4 separate regions of the Mus musculus genome follow, and all the other regions are linked to region 4. Evidence: chromatin loops called from intact Hi-C (ENCODE). Cell type or tissue: heart. All regions are shown on one strand. Region 1 has its middle 140 kb from the start of Rasa1. Region 2 holds the start of Ccnh (cyclin H). Region 3 has its middle 220 kb from the start of Rasa1. Region 4 holds the start of Rasa1 (RAS p21 protein activator 1).

Region 1 (5,000 bases), 140 kb after region 4:
AGGACCAATCCGAAAGGCAGAGAAATGAGAATTACTATAGAACAAACTTAAAACCTTGAACATATTTTGCTTATACAAACAAATACTTCTGGAAGACAACTACTTTAAATAGAGAGGCTAGCTTATGCAATAAGCTGAAAACCATTTAGAAACATTTTAAGGAAAATCCAATCTCTTCTCTTTATCTTCTTAGATAAAAGCCATATTAGTAGACTTTGAAGGTCAGGCCAACAGACAAACACCTTTTATTGGTGACTGGGAAATGTGTCATTTTTGTGACAATCCTGAACAAGTAGTGTAAGGGTACCATGAACTGACAGTTGCTCAGTAAGGCGAAATTATTCTAAATGACATCTCTGAGCTACTCTGGAAAGTTAACTTCCTAGTGAGAAGACAACTACTTAAGAGTTGGCTGAGTAACAATGGATTTATCTGCTTTTGTAGAGTGATTTCAGTTTTCTCTTCTCCGACATTTTAACTGAACCATATATTCTCAGAAAATGATCACTATACACAGAAGTGAGTGGGAGAGGCAGAGAATCAAGATGAAAGGTGTGGTTGAAAGAATCATTTCACTGTGATAGTTATGCCTATGTACGCAATATTTAAAACATTCTTGAATGCTATATCCACAGAATCGACAGGATTGAAAAAATATAATTTTTGCAGATATGTTAGAATTGGCATATTGATACACTTGCATTGTGAAAGTATTTCTAAAAAGGTAGCTTGTCAGATTTTACTCTACAACCAAAATAAAAAGGCTTAGTTTCAATTGTAACTTCTGTCCTGCTTATAGAGACCCGATAACATAACAATCAAATAGCACTTAACAAAAGTACCCTAAACAACCACAAACACTGTAGAGAAAATATTTTGTGTCTGTGGATGTGGCACCTGTTAATAATAAATTTGATGGCCTATAGCCTAGGCAGGAAATAGGAGGTGAAACATCCTGTAGGTAGAAAGGATTCTGGGATAATGTGAGCCAGGAGATATGTCCAGGGAGATTTGATGAGACAGATGCATGGTAACTGAGCACAGGTAACAAGCCACATGGAAGAATGTAGATTAGAATGAATGGGTTATTTTAAATTATAATCAAGTCAGAGAAGAGCCTAGCTATATGGTCAAGGTATTTGTAAATATTATTTGAGTCTGAGTCTTATTTCTGGGAACATGGGGCTGGAAGAAAGAACCAGGCTTAACTTCTACAGAACACTGCTCATCAATTCAAAAAAACATTTACTAAAACCCAGAAGCAAGACTAATATTATCCTTATATTTACCTAAATTTGCTTCCAAGGTGGAGATGTTGATTAAGCATTTATGTTCACAACATTATTTCAGACCGTTGTAAACGCTGTAGAGAAAATGAATTGATAACAGAATGTGCCTAATGTGGGGGTGTTGTATGGAGGGTTCTGAATGAGAAGATGGTTTCACTCAAACCTGGATGATGGAGATTTAGAGAGAGATTTCCATACAGACACATTAAAAAGATGCAGTCTTTGAGAAGGGACCACATTATGCTCAGGTAAGGGTACAAAGGACATTATAACTGAACACAGGTCAGAGTAATGAGCAGGAGAGCCAAGTATCTCTAACTTTGAGGTCATGGCAGATTAGAACTTTGGTATAAGCATAATAGGAAGACAAGGAGCATTATAGGACAAGGAATGAGACAGTAGTCATGAGTAAAAGCATCCACATTTGCTATTAGATGGAAGTTCAATTGCAGATGGACAAACTTAGAATCAAGGAATTTAAGTATGACTTTTATAGGAGAGAAGATGTTTGGCAGCTGTAGTGCTTAAAATGATGGTCATTGAACAGAGACAGCACTTAGTGGTAAGTAATTTCATGATGCATTTGAGGGGCAAGGTCTATTTGCTAAGAGTGTGGAAACAGTGAATGAGAGGAAGAGAAGAATCAAGCATTTTTTTTTATAGGATTTGCCTTGAGGAGCTGGACAGACAGAAGGATACTTACTGCAGGAGAGGAAATTAGAAATTCTATTTTTATCACATGAAGTTCGTGGTAATTTGTAGTTGCCCATGTTATTCCAAGTCTATATGAAGCCTCAGGAAACTCAAAAACTCCGTGGGTTCTTGTTCCCTGCAGAGATGCAGCTAAGGGCAGGACAGAAGGAAAAGTCACTTATCTGTTCTCTCACCAAGGATTTATAGACAGTGACTGTCATAAGCACTTAGTCTTAGCACATGTGACCACAACAATAAACAGGACAGACTGCTGTTATGCATTAAGGTTTTCTCCTTTCAGGTTCAGTTTCAAGAGTGTGGGTGAAGGAGGCGATGACTCACTTCCGTTCTGTCCTAGCTAGTTCAAGTCTGGCAGCCAGCTTGGTCTCTTCACTGGAACTCAGTGGAAACATTCAGAAACAGACTTAGTGGCCTGAATAAACAACATCACCTGCCAAAGTCTTAGAATTAAAGAGAAAGAAAGAAAGAAAGAAAGAAAGAAAGAAAGAAAGAAAGAAAGAAAGAAAGAAAGAAAGAAAGAAGAGGATGCACAATGAATGCATTTCCTTTCTCCTACTTATCTAATACTTTATTTTATCAGTTACTATTTTATAAAATATTAAAATAATGTCTGTGAGTTTGTGTGGTTTTGAGAAATAATTAGATAAAGAAATAATTGAAATTAAGTGTGCCAAACAACCACCCAAACATTCCTGAGTAATTGGTTATTATCATTTCCTTGGAATTTAATTGGGGCAAACTGAGTTTTTTGAATCCAAGAAAATACCTGGTGCTTCTCAGTACTGGGACTGGCAGATCTTGAAGCTATTCTTTAAATTTGGGAGCATTTCTTTGTTTTGCAATAGAGTAACAAACCAAAGAAAGAAACATAGAAGCAATGTCTTTATGCTTTGAACTAATTAAAATTCAGGTAAACAAAAACTGGAGCCATAAAATAGAGGCAGGCTGTTTGCTCAGTTTTCTTGCCATCCTGCTTCCCTCCAAACTGGTTCCTCCAGTTTGCCTCTAAATGATGCTATCATTGGATCCGGTTGTGCCAAATAGAGATTACTGTGTGTTGTAGTCATAGTCTGGCTTCCTGTCTGGTGAAGAACTATTTCATGGTAATAAGAGCACCAGCATTAGTCAATTAGTCTAGTATTTAAGTTCTGGCACTGCCACTCACAGGCTGGATCAGACTCTTGTTCTCTCTCTGTACCTTCATTTCCTTCTCATGTTTATCTGAGACTTAAGTGAGCTAATATACGTAAAGTAGTGAGAACAGAGTCTGTCCCAAGAGAGGCATTTGTGCATATACCTAAAACTGAACCTAGTGCCAGAGTGTTCTAAGCTTTGGAATAAAGCAAGGGCAAAATAGACAAAAGACTACAAAGAAGACCAGTAATATGTTAAAAGTAGTTTTAACCTATGAGTGCCTTTTAATCAGGGTTCATAGCCTACCTCAATCCTCATCTGTTTCTCCAAAGATGCCTTCCCAAGCAGATTTTCCAGAGCATTGCTTCTCTGTGCAACTCTCTCCCCTGCCCTGGTCACACTGACCTGCTCACTCTGAATCTTCCTTTTTTCTTAATCATCTTAGGCAAGCGTACAGTCTCTGACTCTGGCACAGATGTAATGTAGACTCCTATTGAAGGTTTTGCTTAGATCCAAACCTGAATCTTCAGAAGCAGATTTGTGGAAGTCTGAGAGTGGTAGGCAACAGAGAACCTGCTGGTGGACTGGTTTTGCAGCAGCATCCTTTTCTTCGCCTGCTAATGCTTTTCTGTTTTAATTATTATTTTTCTTCTTTCTTCCTTTCTCATGCTTGTACTACTGATCTTATGTAAAATATAGTAATCATGGTGCCAACATAAAAAGCATATCTTTCATTAGATACGCCTGCTGTTGCAAATTGAGAGAACTTGCCCTGCTCTGTAACTCTGTGAACAATATTTCTACTAATGTCCCTCTTCAAGTTATTCCCTCTCATGTCTCTGCATATACAGCTTTACTAGAGTATCTATTAGTAAGAAAACTCAAGGAAGCTAAGATCTGAAGCCAGGCTGGAGATTCTCAATGCGTAGATCTGAATTCCTTTTGTGTTATCTCTTTCATCTTTTCCTTAACTCCTGACTTATATATTGGATAATATGTTTGGATAAAAGTATTTATTTTGATGCACAGTTACAGAGATGCACATCACCTGGCTACATTGCTTTGGGTATAAGAAAGGATGAGAGAACAGGCCTGGCTTCTTCATGGAGTGGGGTTGGGGATGGTCCAGGGCACAAGGTGAACCCTGCAAAGGCAGCCCTGCAAAGGCATGCTTCCAGTGACTGAAATCTAAGGAAGTCCACTTCCCAAGAGCCTACCTATTCTTCCTTGATTAATATGCTGTGTGAGTACATGATTTAGTCACATACTAAAGGTGCCACCAACTGCACAAGTCTTCCACACAGAATCCTTTTACAAGAATACCTCCCGTCCACCCCTTCCTTCTTTTCCTCCATCCTTTCTTCCAACACCTTTTTTTCCTTCCTCTCTTTCTAGATTAAGATACATCTAGACATCAATTCAAAGAAGGCATAAAACTTGAACATAATCATTTTAATACATAAATTACAATGAAATATAAAATATAATTGCCTTATTTATAAGTTTACATGGGTTATTATTATTATTATTATTATTATTATTTTGGTTTTTTCAAGACAGGATTTCTCTGTATAGCCCTGGCTGTCCTGGAACTCACTCTGTAGACCAGGCTGGCCTCAAACTCAGAAATCCGCCTGCCTCTGCCTCCCGAGTGCTGGGATTAAAGGCATGCGCCACCACCGCCCGACTTACATGGGATATTATTTTAAAAGTAATTTGCCTTTTGGTATAGCATTGGAAATGTAAATGAGCTAAATACCTAATAAAAAATGGAAAAAAAAGTAATTTGCAGTAGAATCTTGTGGGCTTAATTTTTAATTTTTCGGTTTAAGTAGAAACCAAAGATTGCACATAGGCACTAAT
Region 2 (5,000 bases), 100 kb before region 4:
TAAGAGGTTGGCCCAGTGGATTAAGCATTTGTCTTTCAACTGTGAGGACCAGAGTTAGGATACACAAAACTCAAGTGAAAACTAGTATGCTTGTTAGCCACCTGTAACCTTGCCCAACACTCTTAATGCAGAGATGGGGAGTATGTAGTCAGCCTAGCAGGAAATGCGGAACTTTGGTTTCATTGAAAGGTGATGCTTCAATTAATACAATGGAGAAAGATTGAAGAAGATACCTAACATCAACTTTGGACTTTTACATGCATGTGACACATGTATACATGCATACATACATGCACACATATACCATACACACACCGACATGCAAAAATTACTCCAAGTTATATAAGTAAAATTGATCCCTTATTCTTCTGGTCCCCTTTTCTTCCTTTCCTGTTGAGAAAACACAATCTTGAATTCTTTTAATTTTCTCCTTGTCCTAGGGTTTCTAGGATAAAACTTTAAGAAATGGGAAAATTTCCCCAAAGCAAGAAAAGAATTCCCAGCACTATGTGTGCTCTTGCAGATATCTTTTTTTCATTATTTGCATTTCAAATGTTTTCCCCTTTCCAGGTCTCCCCATTCGGAACCCACCTATCACATCCCCCCCTTCTCCTGTCTCTATAAAGGTGCTCTTCTACCCACCCACCCACCCACCCACTCCTGTCTTCTCATCCTCACATTCCCCTACATTGTGACAACCCAGATGTCCCTCAACAGAGGAATGAATATGGAAAATGTGGTACATTTACACAATGGAGTACTACTCAGATACTAAAAACGATGAGTTCATGAAATTCTTAGGCAAATGGATAGAACTTGAAAATATCATCCTGAGTGAGGTAACTCAGTCACAAAAGAACATACAAGGTATGTACTCACTGATAAGTGTATATTAGCCCAAAAGTTTAGAATAACCAAGATTCATTTCACAGACCATAGGAAGCCTAAGAAGAAGGAAGACCAAAATGTGGATGCTTCAGTGCTTCTTAGAAGGGTGAACAAATTACTCACAGAAGGAAATATGTAGACAAAGTGTGGAGAAAGACTGAAGGGAATGCCATCGAGATAGAGACTGACTGACTTGGGGATACATCACATATACAGCCAGCAAACCCAGCCCCTATTGTGAGTGCTGGGAAGTGCTTGCTGATGAAAGCCTGATATGGCTGTCTCCTGAGATGCTCTTCCAGAGGCAGATGCTTGCAGCCAACCACTGGACTTAGCTCAGGGGTCCCCTGTGGAGGAGTTGGAGAAAGGACTGAAGGAGCTGATGGGGGGTTGCAGCCCCATGGAGGGAGCAAGTGTCAACAGGCCAGACCTCCTGGAGCTCCTGGGGACTGGACCACCAACTAAAGAGTACACATTGATTGACCCACGGTGCTGGCCTCATATGTGGCAGAGGACGGTCTTGCAGGTAACTTTAGTGAAGTACATAAAACCTTTCTTTGAAGACCAAGAGGCAATAAATGCTCTGTAAAGCCAGATCTTTGATTACAACTCTTGGATTACAAGTTATATTGGTGCTCAAAAAACTTAGTCTGTCTACAAATAGTACATAGCACAGTTTAAGAACTGCTGTACAAAGACATTTGTGTTTATTTTTTTAAAAAGCACTGAAAAATTTCCAGTTAATAATTTATGTCTTGGTGGTGTCCAATGAAACAGTAGTATCTTTGTCATTGAGCTGTTAATTTACTTGTTCCTTTTCTAGGAAGACTAGAATGCATTTTGTTTGAATAATCTCCAATTAGATGCAGCAAAATGTGGCCTAAAGATTATGTAAAGAGGGCATTGATGCATGGCTGTGTTTCCAGAATTTGAGAGGCTTAGGCAGGAGGATCATAAATTTGAAACCACCATGAACTAAATATGGATTTCTAGTATATAATGAGACAATAAGGAGCTGAGAAAGGCAGGAAAAATGAGAGGAAACTCTACTGCACAAATTATGGCAGTGGGGGGATTGCTTTGTGCTCTCCCTGTTGGTATCAGGACCTCTGAAACTCGTGACATCATGTAGGCGAGACCCACAGACCTGTTGCCAAGACAATAGCCACCATATTCCCAGAATCCATTGTGCTCACCTCCCACTTTTACCTATAACCACGTCACCATCCATATATATACATACATACATATATATGTGTGTGTGTGTGTGTATGTGTGGTTAAGAGCACTGACTGTGTCATCCATATGAACTGGGTTCAATTCCCAGCACCCACAGGGCAGTTCATAACTGTCTGAAACTCCCATTCCAAGGGATCTGAAGCTGTCACACAGATATACATTCAGGCAAAACACCAATGGGCATAAAATAAAAATAAAAAATAAAGAAATGAAGGCTTATGGTTCTTTGTGCCCAGGCGTCCTCTGGAACCTGGATCCCTGCGGCCACGCCCACTTTCTGACCCTCCTGGGTCACGCCCTTCAGACTCCTCCCCAAAGCCTGGGAGCCCCGAGGCTCCGCCCTCCCTCGTTGCGGAACACCTCCCACCGGCTCCGGAAACTCCAGAGCAGACGCTGGCACGTGACCGGGACGTCACGCACGCGTCCGCGGTCTGGGCGGGGGCGGGGGTTCGCGCGTTGGCCGTCGCTCGTGGTCGCTGTCTCTCGGAGTGTCGCTGTTTTTGTCGCGGCCCTGCGGCCCGTGAGGGCTACAGCATGTATCACAGCAGCAGCCAGAAACGGCACTGGACCTTCGCTAGCGAGGAGCAGCTGGCGCGCCTGCGGGCGGACGCCAACCGCAAATTCAAGTGCAAAGCTGTGGCTAACGGGAAGGTGAGGTCCCCGCGAGCCAGCCCCTGTGCCCACCCTAAACCTGGGACCTCTCCTGAAGTCCCGCTTTGCCTGCAGGCTGGAAGCCTGTAGAGCGCTCGCCTGGCTGTGTCAGTGCAGACAGGGACTGACGCGACAGCCAAGTCCGGGGCTGGCGGTGGCAGAGGTCTGAGTGACATCCTGGGGACTGGCAAGAGCCTTGGAAGAGTGCGGACTTAGTGCGGGACTCGAACTGGTCACTTGTCCTGCAGGATGTCACGACAAATCATTCTCTGTAGATGGCAGGAGGGAGGGCACACACATAGGCTGGTGTCTAGTGGAAAGTCAGACTGGCAGGCAAGTGCCTGGAGTGCTGGTGGTCACTCATGGATGAAGCTGTACCTCTGCAGCAGTGGTTGAAGAACGTGCACAAGCAACTTTGTAAGCGGAAGTGTAAGGCGGTTGAAATTCTTGCCAAAACTGAAAGGAACTTTTCAAAGACTTGAAATGGGGGGATGATGGCTTGTTGGATCTGCTTTCCAGAAACAACCTTCACACAGAAGGTTGTACAAGGAAAGAAAATAGTTGACACAAGTAATGCGTGTTCTATGGGCCTCTATCCAGGTCTTCCTACAACTCTCCCATTCATTTCTGTGTACGGCCCTGGATAACTTTATAGTAGCTTCTACAAATTTCAGGCAAATAAAATTTGTACCAACAAAACAGGTAGACAATGAACTGAGTTATTTTAATTTTGGTGACATATGGATTTACTGCAAAAGCTACTTTGGGAGAGTTCCAACCCATGAAAATATGTATTTTTTTTTTAATTTACAAATAATGGTATCAAACCTGGGAGTGAATTGACACATACTCTGTCATGACTGTTTAAAAATGTCCAGCTGACAGTTTGAGAACTTGTAAAATGAAAGCCTAGATTCAGTTTATTGATTTTTGCTTATTCTTCTCCTAGATATTTTGCTTGATGCTTAGTAAACTTAACAAAGAGAGAAAGCTTCAGGTCTATTTTTTGTTGGTGGTATAAGTCCAATTTAAGCAGGACAGATAAGACGGTCTTACAATGAATTCACTGACCTTACATTGAAATGTCTGCTCTGTCTAAAGGTTCTTCCAAATGATCCAGTGTTTCTGGAGCCTCATGAAGAATTGACACTTTGCAAGTACTATGAAAAAAGATTATTGGAATTCTGTTCAGTGTTTAAACCAGCTATGCCACGGTCTGTTGTGGTAAGTGATGGGAGAGAAGAATATGCTTGTTAGCTGGCTTGAGAGAATTGAACTAGACTTTTCCCTTCTTTTTCCTCCATAATTTTTTTTTCACATTATATCCCAATAGCACACCACCTCTTCTCATTCCTGCCGTTTGCAAATTCTTCTGACCAATACTCCCTTCCCTTCTCAGAGAAGGGGAAGCCCCTCCTCCTTTGGGTACCACCCTGCCTTGTGACATCTAGCCCCAGAAGGACTAAGCATCTCTACCACTGAGGCCCAACAAGTCATTCTGGTTGGGAAAGGGGATCCAATGGCAAGCAACAGAGTCAGAGACAGCCCCTGTTCCAGATGTTAGGGGACCCATATGAAGACCAAGCTGCACATGTGGTACAAATGTGGAGGGTTGGGGAGCTAGATCCAGCCCTCTTTGGTGGTTCAGTCTCTGTGAGCCCCATGGGCCCAGATTAGTTGGCTCCGTAGACCCTCCTATGGAGTCCTTTACAACTCTGGCCTGCTCAATTCCACCACTCTTCCATAAAACTCCCCAAGCTCTTCTTGATGTCTGGCTCTGGGTCTCTGCAGCTGTTTCCATCTGTTGCTAGATGAGGCCTCTCAGGAGACAGTTATGCTAGGTTCCTATCTGCAAGAACAGCAGAGTATCAGTAATAGTGTCGGGTTGGCTCTTTCCCATGGAATGGGTCTCAAATTGAGCCAGTCATTGGTTGGCCTTTCACTTGAGGTTGCTTCCAGTTTCTGGCTATTATGAATAAAGCTGCTGTGAACACAGTTGAGCAAGTGTCCCTGTGGTATAGTGGTGCATCCTTTGGGTATATGCCGGGAAGTGGTATTGCTGGGTCTTAAGGTAGAACTAATCCTGATTTTCTGAAAATCTGCCAAACTGATATCCAAAGTGTTTGTACAAGTTTGCACTCTCACCAGCAAAGGAGGAGTGTTCCCTTTGCTCCACATCATCACCAGTATGTGGCTGGTGACTGTCACTTCAGTTTTGTTTG
Region 3 (5,000 bases), 220 kb after region 4:
GAAGTGGAAACTCTAAGACCCTTAGCGGCAGCAGAATGCCAACCAAGAGACAGAGAGTAAGTGAGTACTCTGGGCCCACTTGAAGGTGACTGTCATCAAGTATCACAGTTTTCAAAGTTCCTTAAGATGTCAAGATGCACAGAAAGTCACCGAAGGCAGCGGCAGCTGTGACACATTTCAAAGGCTGGAACAACCCCACCCCCCACCCCACCCCCACTTGCAGCTTAAACAGCTTATCTAAGGCCAAGACAGGAAATGTGGTTCTTGAAATAGGAAACTGGAGGCTGATGTGACTTCACCTACAAGGGGTGGCTTTGCTGTGGGTCTCCAGGGGGGTTTCAATAGCTTCTGCTTTCTGTTAAGTGTTTGGGAGCTAGTTCCTATTCTCAGGAGCTGGCTGAGATGACCGAGGACCAGGTCATCTCTAATTCAGTGGATCTGAGGACACACAATAGAGATGAAAATCAAGACAAACCAAGCAAGAGGTGTCAAACCTGGGAAGGGAAAGAGAAAGCCCTTCAAACCCCTAGAGTGTTCTCAGCCAGGGCCTCTGTTCTAATCCCCATTGTCCATACCTGGAGACGCAGTCTATGGTATGCGTTGGTTTAAGCTTGGGTTTTGATTGTGGGGCCTGCCTTGCTTCCTGGCTCTAGGGATGAACGTGTATATCTTTGCCTGGGATCATCCAATTCTGCTTTGGACTGTGAGATGCTGCCAGGGCACAACCTGAAGATTGGGCTTCTTTCACTATTGCTGCAAAGGTTGACGGTCCAGTTGACTTTGTCCCCACATTTCCAGAGCTTTCAGGGCTGAAAGTTTAGATCACTATTGAGAACCACATCTTTGCTGTTGCCACAAGTTAGGTTGTCATAGGGCCCCTCTTAATCCCATCATTATGGTCCCTTGTCTATCTAGTCTCTCAGGACTCTCCTTTATCCATGTTTTGTAAGTTCACTCTTTCTTTTCCTTTTCTAGTTTCCACTACTGGTCAGATCCTTATTTCAACAAACCTGAATTTTGCACTTACACTTCTGTTTAATATGTGTGAGTTATCTTTCCCCACACCTGTCCAGCATAGCTTCCTCAAACCTCCTATCCTGGTACCATAAAAACTATAGTGATCTCCCTGATTATCAGGACCACGCTGCTTAGCCATGCAACAGACCTGGGACTGCCTGACCTATATAAGAAATTTTCATGGCCATCTCACCATGCCATTTCCATTGTTCATATACATTTCCATTAATTTTTACTTACACCTGTCTCAAACACACGATTGTCTCTCTTTCTTGACTTAACGAAATTTGGGGACTTGAGACTGATTTAGTTGCCAGCCTTTCCTTGTACTTTAACTAGACTTCCCTGTGCCCTTCCTGAAACATCTGGACAGTAAGTGACAACTGATTATCTTTTACAAGTGTATATAGGACAACCATGTATTTCCGAACTTAACTCTCAATTATTTTAGGTTATTGTAATTTTGCTTTTGCCTCCATCGGCATGTAGAGGGCAATGACCTTAGTGTTCAGATCAGATGTAACATATTTATATATATTATTGGTCTTCTAAAACTACTTTGTTTCTCATCATTTTCTCATCATAGTCTTGCTTACCATCAAAGCCTTCTGCATTTGGTAACAGAAAAACAAAACAACAAAACAAAACAAAAACCTCAGCCTCCAAATGCTTGGGCTGACATTTGATAAGTGAGGAGGAAATTCTGGGCAAAATAATAAGTCTTTAATTTTTCCCCAGTTTCTGTCATAAATTATATTGCTAATAATGACCCATAGATTTATTTGTGTATAAGAAAATACCTCATCTGGTTAGATAAATGCTATCTTAAAGAAAAGCATTAGTAAGCCATAAAGTCATAGTTTCAGTGTTTGCTGAGTCTCAAGTCCCAAAAGCCCATCCTTGAGTTTCTGGAGCATGACTTTGAAAAATTAAAGTTCATCAAAGTGGGTTAAAAAGATAGAGCTCTACTTGAGATTCCCTCTTGATCATCTATGCAGCATATTGTCACCACTGGGGGCACTGGCCTTGTGGCTATGTTTCCTGCTTTTGGGAATGCCTCTGGGATGGGTGTGGTATGACTTTGCTCATTTCCTTTTGTCACCCCCAGAAGTCTTAATGTGTTTGTTTTATCTAAGACCTCTGCTACCTTGCTAAGCCTGGCTTCCTGTTCACAGCTGCCTTCTTGTCTCCATGGACTCAGCTCAACTGGAAGAAAGTCGGTTGAGAGTCTAAAAGTCTACTGAGGTTTTAACAACTTCCTCCAGCATTTCAATTACTCTTCAGTGCTGACATCATCCAGACCACAGAAGTGTATATTATGACTGCAAGTATTATTAAAATTTAGTGTTTTGCACATATAAAAATACTCAGTTGTTGATTGAGTTTCATAGTCACTATTCTTTCTCATGAGGATTTTGAAGAGATTTCTTTCCTATCTAAGCATAACATTTCTTACAAGTGAACTTTTAAAATGTGTTTTAATTATATATATATGTATATGTATATATATATATATATATATATGTGTGTGTGTGTGTGTGTGTGTGTGTGTGTGTGTGTGTACACATGTGGGAATGCACTTTTAAATGCAGGTACCCACAGAAGGTAAAGGCACAGAATTCCCCTGGAATGAATTATAGCTATGGATAGTGGGAACTGAACTTGGGTCCTCTGCAAGAGGTATATGAGCTCTTAAACCTTGAACCATTTCTTCAGCCCTAAGAAATAGTTTTAAAAGTAGTGGTATCTGGTGGAGCATCATTGTGCTAAAAATAATGTGTGTGTGTGTGAGTGTGTGTATGTATGTGTATGTGTGTGTGCATGTGTGTGTGTGTATTAGTTTCTTTCATACAATTAGATCTCTGAAATACCACACATAACTTGCAGATACAATGGGCCAGCTTTAGACATTATTCAATGAACAAATCCTTTCCCAAAAACAGTGTGTACAATGAGAAAGCTGTATATATTTCATATATACAGATACTGCCACACCCCCATCAACCTGAGAACTGCCTGCATAGCTTGGTTTCAAGAAAATTACATGAGTCCTGTTGCTGCAATTTATAGTACACTAACAGTTTAATGTCAAGTTGGTTTACTCATTATGTAAAACACTGTTTTCCTCTGGATCAAAACTCTTAGCATCATAAGCCTTCTTAGTTTAATTTCCTGATTTCTTTCCAAGAGAAGAACTGCACCTTAGAGCTCTGGCACTCCAGCTTTAATTCTGAAAACATATTTTTATTTTTGGAGACAAGTTCTTTTATTGCTTTTATGGAAGAGCAAAGAACATTTCCCTTTTTATCACTAATGACTACTTAACTGTAGGGAATAATGCTGTTTTTATGGCATAAACATCTCTAGCTCTGAAGGTTATTATAGATGTCTGTCCTTCCAAGAAGTAAACAGGTTGTAACAATGACTGTTGTTGTTATTTGTTTGTTCTGATTTTGTTTTTGTTTTCCATTTTAAAGCATTTAGGCCAGAAAATGAATGATGGGAAAAATACTCAGTATAATCTTAGACAAATATAATGATATAACACATGGAAATTTAATATGGAATAAATGCAAATATTTGTATGTGGGTATGTATATGCATACATGTAATATAAATCTATAAATGTATATGAATGTATATATAGTTAAATGATTATAATTATTTAATGTCTTAGTTACTGCTGTGAAGGGACACCATGATCAAGTCAATTTTTTTTTTTTTTTTTGGTTTTTCGAGACATGGTTTCTCTGTATAGCCCTGGCTGTCCTGGAACTCACTTTGTAGACCAGGCTGGCCTCGAACTCAGAAATCCACCTGCCTCTGACTTCCAAGTGCTGGGATTAAAGGCGTGCACCACCACACCCGGCTTCAAGTCAACTTTTATAAAAGAAAGCGTTTAACTGGGACCTTGCTTACAGTTTTAGAAGTTTAGTCCACTAGCATCATGTTGGGGGAGCATGGTGGCACACATGGCACTAGAGTAGTAGCTGAGAGCTACATCCTGATCTGTAGGCTGCAGGATGAAAGAGCACACCCGGGTCTGGTGTGGGTTTTTGTAACCTTAAAGCCTATTCCCAGTGATACATCCTCCAACAAAGCCACACCTCCTAATCCTTATAATCCTTTTGACAAGCTCCACTCCCTGGTGACTAAGGGCTCAAATGCATGTGCTTATGCCAGCCATTCTCATTCAAACCACCACAATGTATTGTTTATCAATATTACATGTACTGCATTATTTCATATAAATGTGCACAAACAAATTGTGACTGCAAGATATACAAATTGGTTCGTATAATATAAAGGAAAAATGTATCAATCAAGATAATTTATTACCAGCCTTCCTCAAATAATTTTGAGCAATTACAATTATCATTATTTCCTTCTGATTAATAGCTACACAATTATTTTCCCGACTTGCCAATTTATTTGTATGTGAGGGTGTGGTTGTGTGTATGCATATCGATGACAGCCAGAACATGGGTGCTGAAGTCAGAGGACAACTTGTAAAAGTTGATTCTTTCCTTCCACACATGAATCCAGGAGATTAAAACAATTGAGGTTGGCAAGCTTAGCATCAAATGCCTTTATCCCACAGTAAAAATTTGACATTAAATGTCTCATCTTTTAAAAAACTGGGATATAAGGAAACTGTCCAGATGAACACTTTGTTCTTACACTCACTAGGTACTCATAGACTGGGTTTAGCAGTAAGACTAGGTACTAATAATGGGTTTAGCAGTAAGATGAAGGTCAACGCTAAGTCAAATGATATCACAGTTCTCAAACAAGAATATGGAAATTAAATTGCTTAATGCTGCAGCCAAAAGTAAAATTCCATCTCAAAGTTGCTCGCTACCTACTGAGGTGCTGGAGGGTTCACATGGAGCATACCAAACATCTCCATATTTTCCATGCCAGAAAAACACCTCTATCCCCTTGCCTTTTCATAATTAATATCAATCAGGGTGTGGATGGGT
Region 4 (5,000 bases):
AATGACTTTATTAGAAATAATTTAACAGCAATATCCTGGGACTAGAAAGATGGCTCAGCAGTTAAGAGTGCTTGCTGTTCCTATAGAAAAGCAGTGTTTGGTTCCCATCACCCACAGAACTGCTCACAACCACCAGTTACTCCAGGTCTAGGGAACCCGATGCCCTCTTCTGGCCTCTGTCACTAGACGCTGGCACAGCACAAATACATACATGCAGGCAAACACTCATACCCATAAAATAAAATTATTAAAACTTCAAATGGCTTTTTAAAAAACAGACTCTAAATATGCCTAACTCAATTACAAAAATGGCACAATACTTTATTCTTTCAGCATTAAATACTGTATTTTATTATAATAAAAACATAATTGTTTTCAAAAGTATGTACAGTGTGCTGCAATTTTTTAAGCCTTTCAGAACATTTCTGACAGACTGAAATACACAGATACAAATTAGAGAAAAATATTGAATGAAAAGTTATTCTTTGTATCAAATAACATTAAAAGAAACAGGACATCCTTTCACCATACCTGGTTGTATCAAAATAAACCTAAGTTGAAATTTACAAATGCATCAAAAACAAAGCCTTGTGACCAATGCATTTTCAAATTACATTATGATACAATACAATACCCATACTAATCAAAAGTGTACTCGCATTACAAAATGCCTCCCTGGTTATTTTAAAGTCATTTCTTAAGCCTCTTAAAGAAGCTAACCCTCCCAAAGAAAACTTCTAAAGTGTTTAGAAAGTGTCAATATATGAAACGAATCTTTTTTCCCTAATATTCACCAATGCTATTGAAATTCTAAGGGTCAATTATGATTGATATGAAAGATCTATAAAACATTTCTGACCTATTATTACTACTTTCCATCTCAACACTTTCCCTTCATCAAGATCAACCTACAGTTATAAATACATACCCATTTCACTTATGAAAAGAACACTTTTAAGGAGAGAACTCTAACTTTAGAGGGAGAGCCATTTGCCCTGATCATGTCACAATCAACTACCAAATTAATTTCCACTAACAAAATGCTAAAAGGAAAAATATTTAATATATTTAGTGTCATGGATATAATAAATATATAAAACATATTTGCATATTGCATATATTTATATGTAAATAAATAAATCTAATAATTCTAAGGAACAAGTTAGTGTTCAGTCTGGGGGCTCTTAATCACGTCTGTAATTCACAGAACTTTTTTTTTTCTCTCCACTTCTCTAAAGAGATCTAGTGTTTTTATGAATCGCAACGCTTCCAGCAGACATTAAGTAGGAGTTTGCAGCTGCAGTAAAAACAAAACATTCTGACCTATGAATTTGCAACTTACATTAATATAGTCATTTAAATACTTGTACTCAACGCCTCTGACTTCAGCAGGGAGCACTGGAGTTACAATAGACAGCGGTTGCCTTTATAGTGCCAAGTTCTGCTGAATCCCGGACACTATCTCAATTAGGAAGGGGCAGAACCATATCCGGTTCCCACTGAATACAGTTTCCCATGCTTCCCATCTTAAAAACTTTTACGTCTTCCCAAAAGAGCAATAAACATACGAAGACGCCAGGAAGAGTGCCTGTAGGGGAAAATGACTGATCAAATTAAATCCCTATATATGGAACCTGAAACTTCAAAACTTGTCAAACAAATCACAGCGGCAGGAGCACGGTATGTGTCGTTGCCCCTTCTTTCCCACTTCTTACACGGAGCCAGCTTCCACAATCCCTCAACAGCAGTTTGACTTACTGGTTAGTGGGAGGTGCGGTCAGCGGTATGGCCACCTCTTCCTCTTCGTATTCTGGTCCATCCAGGGAGTCACCTTCATCCACGGTCCCCAAACCGGAGCCCAAAGGGGGCAGCTGAGGAGGCGGCGGCAGAGGAGGGAATCCGCCGCCCGGCCCGAGCGTCTCAGCAGGCAAAGACAGAGTCCCCTTGGTGAAAGCGACGTCTCCCGCAGGTCCGGCGGCCGCAGCACCAGCCACGCCAGCAGCAGCACTGCCGGTCAGCGCGGCGCCCCCCAAGACACCGGCCACCGGCCCGGTCCCCAGGAACCCGGACCCCGACGCGGCTCCGCCACCGAGGGCCGCAACCAAGTCGGCGTCCGCCAGCCCGGGACACGGGGCGGCTGCCACCGGCAGGGCCGCGGGTAACTTGACCCGGCACGCTGCCGAGTAGGCGCTGGAGCCCGTGGCCGCGCCGCCGCCGGGGCCCGCCGTCGCAGGGCCGCCTTCCTCACTGCCCGCCTCGGCCGCCATCATGTTGAAGCCCGCTCTCCTCTAGCTACCCTGCCGCCCGGGAGCCCCGGGGGCCAGCAGGCCCGGGCTGCGAGCCGCCCCACCCAGGCGCGTCCCCCTTCAGCTCTCCAGGCAGAGGAAACAACAACAAAAGGAGAGCGCCCGCCGCCGCGCCCCCTCCCCGGGCCACAGCCCCAAGCTCCGCGGCTGCTGGCTGGCTTACGGGAAGCGACGCGGGCAAAAAACCCAGCGCCTGCAGAAACGCTAGGCAAACCTCGCCGCGCACACCCACACTCACGCGCACACATGCACAGGGGCGCCAAACTTCCTGGCTACGCTAAAGAGGAAGGGAAGCCCGCTGCAGCGGCTGAGGCAGCGCCGCCTCGGCCGCCGCCGCCGCCGCGCCTCAACGCCCGGGTTCCGGCCGCCCCCACCGCAGCCACCAGTGGGGCTGCCTATGCCAGAGCCACCGTAGCCTCATCTCCGCCGGCTGGAGTCGGGAGCAGTGGGCGGGGCCGAGGAAGGGGGCGGGCCCGCAGAGCCCGACTCCGCTGCGGGCTACCTGCGGCTCTCCGGAGCGAAACCCGGGAGAGAAAGAAGGGCGGGGCCGGGAAGAAGGGAGGGGCGGAGCGGGGGCTTCTGCGCAGGCGCCTTCCGGGAGCGCGTCCGGACAGAGGAGAAGGAAAAGCAGCCTGGGCAGGAAGCGGCGGGCGCGCGCGGAGGCGTGGCACAGCTTCCCACTGAAGGGTGCGGGACGTGTGGTGCGGCCGTCCCTCCACGCCACCGGGCTCGGTGCAGGCCTACCTCTCACGGCTTTGTTTACAGGGAGAGAAGGAAGATAGCTCATCTCCAGGCCCGAGGGACTGGAGGGACGAGGGGGCGATGAGAAGGAAAGGATGACGCCAGGAAGTCCATTCACTGCTTTGTAACTTGTAGAAAAATGGCCTTAGCTGCCCGTACAGTCGGCAACAAAAATCAAAACAGTATTCATAGTTTATTCCTTTCCGTCGCATGCTATAAATCACCGTATAACTTAGGTGAAATAATTTAAGCCTAGATCCTTGGACCTGAGAAAACAACGGTTGAAAGAAGCCATGGAGAGTATGAAGGTAGAAGTCAATGCTACCATTATATACATAAGTTCTCTTCACCGAATGTCTCCCTCACATGTTTGGCTGTCAGAGAAGGAATGTAGTATTTAGAGGAAAAGTGCCACCGAAGTCATAAACCAATATATTTTGTCCTAGTTTGTATGCAAAAATCTGCAACACATACCAAAGACACACTACATGTCTAAACTTTGACAGATCAATGTCACCCTTTATGAACCCTAGGAAAAAGTTTTATTTCCCGTACTTGTGTGTATATATAAATTCATAAACACATACTCAACTGTTAGAATTATCTTTTCATGTTCCCTGGGGATAGGTTCCAGGGGCCTGTTGAGTTACAAAATTATTATCTTAAATAATTTGGGCACATTTTCCCATTTACACAGTAAATCATCTCTAGCTTATCCACAACTCTTAATATAATCTAAATATCATTTATTTTGTTATTATTAGAATAATGACAAAAATTTATGCAGGTGGAATTTTTTCCAGATATTTTTGTATGTGGCACCCTTGAATCTATAGTTTGCTAATATGAAAGCAGATAGTATATAAGCAGCCATTCATATAGAGAGATCATGCTGGTTGCTTGAAATTTATCCGTGTTAGAAATTTGCCCTTTAGGGTTCATGTACTGTACTAGCTTTTCTGTTCTCCCTGGAAAGTGTCACATTGAATGCAACTGATTATTGATAATACTTTCTCTATTAAGTTTGACCAAGCTAACTTGCTGAGAATAGCAAGAGGCTGAGATAGAATACCAGGGAAAGAGGGAAGGAGTACCATTAAGGGAAATGACAAAGTACAGACAGGACATTTCCATATTCCTGTATACCCAATCTATAACAATCAAACTGATTTCAACAGTAGTAGTGCTTGCCTCTTGTGCAAAGTGTCAGCTGAGAAAGTGAAAGTAAATTGTATAAGGGAGCTAGAAGTCAGCGTTAAACTGACCAATTAGGTGTAAAAGAAATTTTTATCTGAGAATTTCTGAATCAGAAAATGCACCATTTGTGTTTAAATGAGTCCTTCCAGTGATTTTTGACACACTTAATTTGAGTACTACTGTGCTATAACATAGTATACTAATTAAGGAGGCAATATACAGAAACTTGAAAAGCTGTAAAAAGAACAGGTATCATTCATTCGGTGGATGGGTAAAATGTGGGTATTGGTTTGCTAAGGTCTGTATTCTAAACCAGCTAGCAAAGGAGAACAAAATGAAGCAGATTCATAATCGCTAAAATCAAAACGAAATGCTGCTTCTTACAGCAGCCTCCTTAGAGCAGATTTTCTTTTAAATGTACTCTAAAGTCCCAACTACTGTTTAGTTCATGAGCCACAAGTGCAACACCCCAACTTCATATCAACCATCCGAGTTAGAATTCAGGTCTTTGAAATGACTGTTTGGTTATCTATCACCACCTCTATTTATCAATCTTCTCAATTTTTTCTATGCCCTGTTCCTGAAAATTCAGGTCAGGCTCCCAATTCCAATCACAAACTTGCCTTCTCCTTTTCCCAAAATTAGGTAGCACTCAAATATCCACATTTAATACAGCCTGATACCTCTTAGACACATATTGTCTCCCAGTTACTTTTAAATATGTATAATTAGAAATCTTCACTGCAGAAACAACTC

What was found. Hi-C counts contacts between places; a loop is a spot of excess contacts. Peaks named below come from ENCODE experiments on the same cell type or tissue, not always from the same donor. Only the 100,000 strongest peaks of a DNase experiment are listed, where the experiment ranks them.
Region 1: a loop joins it to region 4, with 2.1 times the contacts of the local background. A loop is called at or near these places in 8 of 42 quality-filtered maps.
Region 2: it touches region 4 in a loop (9-fold over the local background); 8 of 42 quality-filtered maps call a loop at or near these places.
Region 3: a loop joins it to region 4, with 2.0 times the contacts of the local background. A loop is called at or near these places in 4 of 42 quality-filtered maps.

Annotation. Positions count from the first base shown.
Region 1 is chr13:85,427,961-85,432,960 of GRCm38, forward strand. No RefSeq gene overlaps it. Among named protein-coding and RNA genes, the nearest start is that of Rasa1, 140 kb to the left of the region's middle. In heart, no CTCF peak of the experiment used is centred here; a DNase peak (open chromatin) is centred at 2,361.
Region 2 is chr13:85,186,875-85,191,874 of GRCm38, forward strand. It overlaps Ccnh (cyclin H), which reads left to right and starts at 2,511. Exons shown (of 9, transcript NM_023243.6): 1 at 2,511-2,778; 2 at 3,880-4,002. The coding sequence starts at 2,662. In heart, a CTCF peak has its summit at 2,619; a DNase peak (open chromatin) is centred at 2,497; H3K4me3 peaks cover 1,528 bases; H3K27ac peaks cover 1,131 bases.
Region 3 is chr13:85,507,680-85,512,679 of GRCm38, forward strand. No RefSeq gene overlaps it. Among named protein-coding and RNA genes, the nearest start is that of Rasa1, 220 kb to the left of the region's middle. In heart, a CTCF peak has its summit at 2,038; no DNase peak of the experiment used is centred here; H3K27ac peaks cover 687 bases.
Region 4 is chr13:85,286,638-85,291,637 of GRCm38, forward strand. It overlaps Rasa1 (RAS p21 protein activator 1), which reads right to left and starts at 2,849. Exons shown (of 25, transcript NM_145452.3): 1 at 1,759-2,849. The coding sequence starts at 2,270. In heart, CTCF peaks have their summits at 165 (motif pointing left) and 2,617; a DNase peak (open chromatin) is centred at 2,814; H3K4me3 peaks cover 3,652 bases; H3K27ac peaks cover 2,290 bases.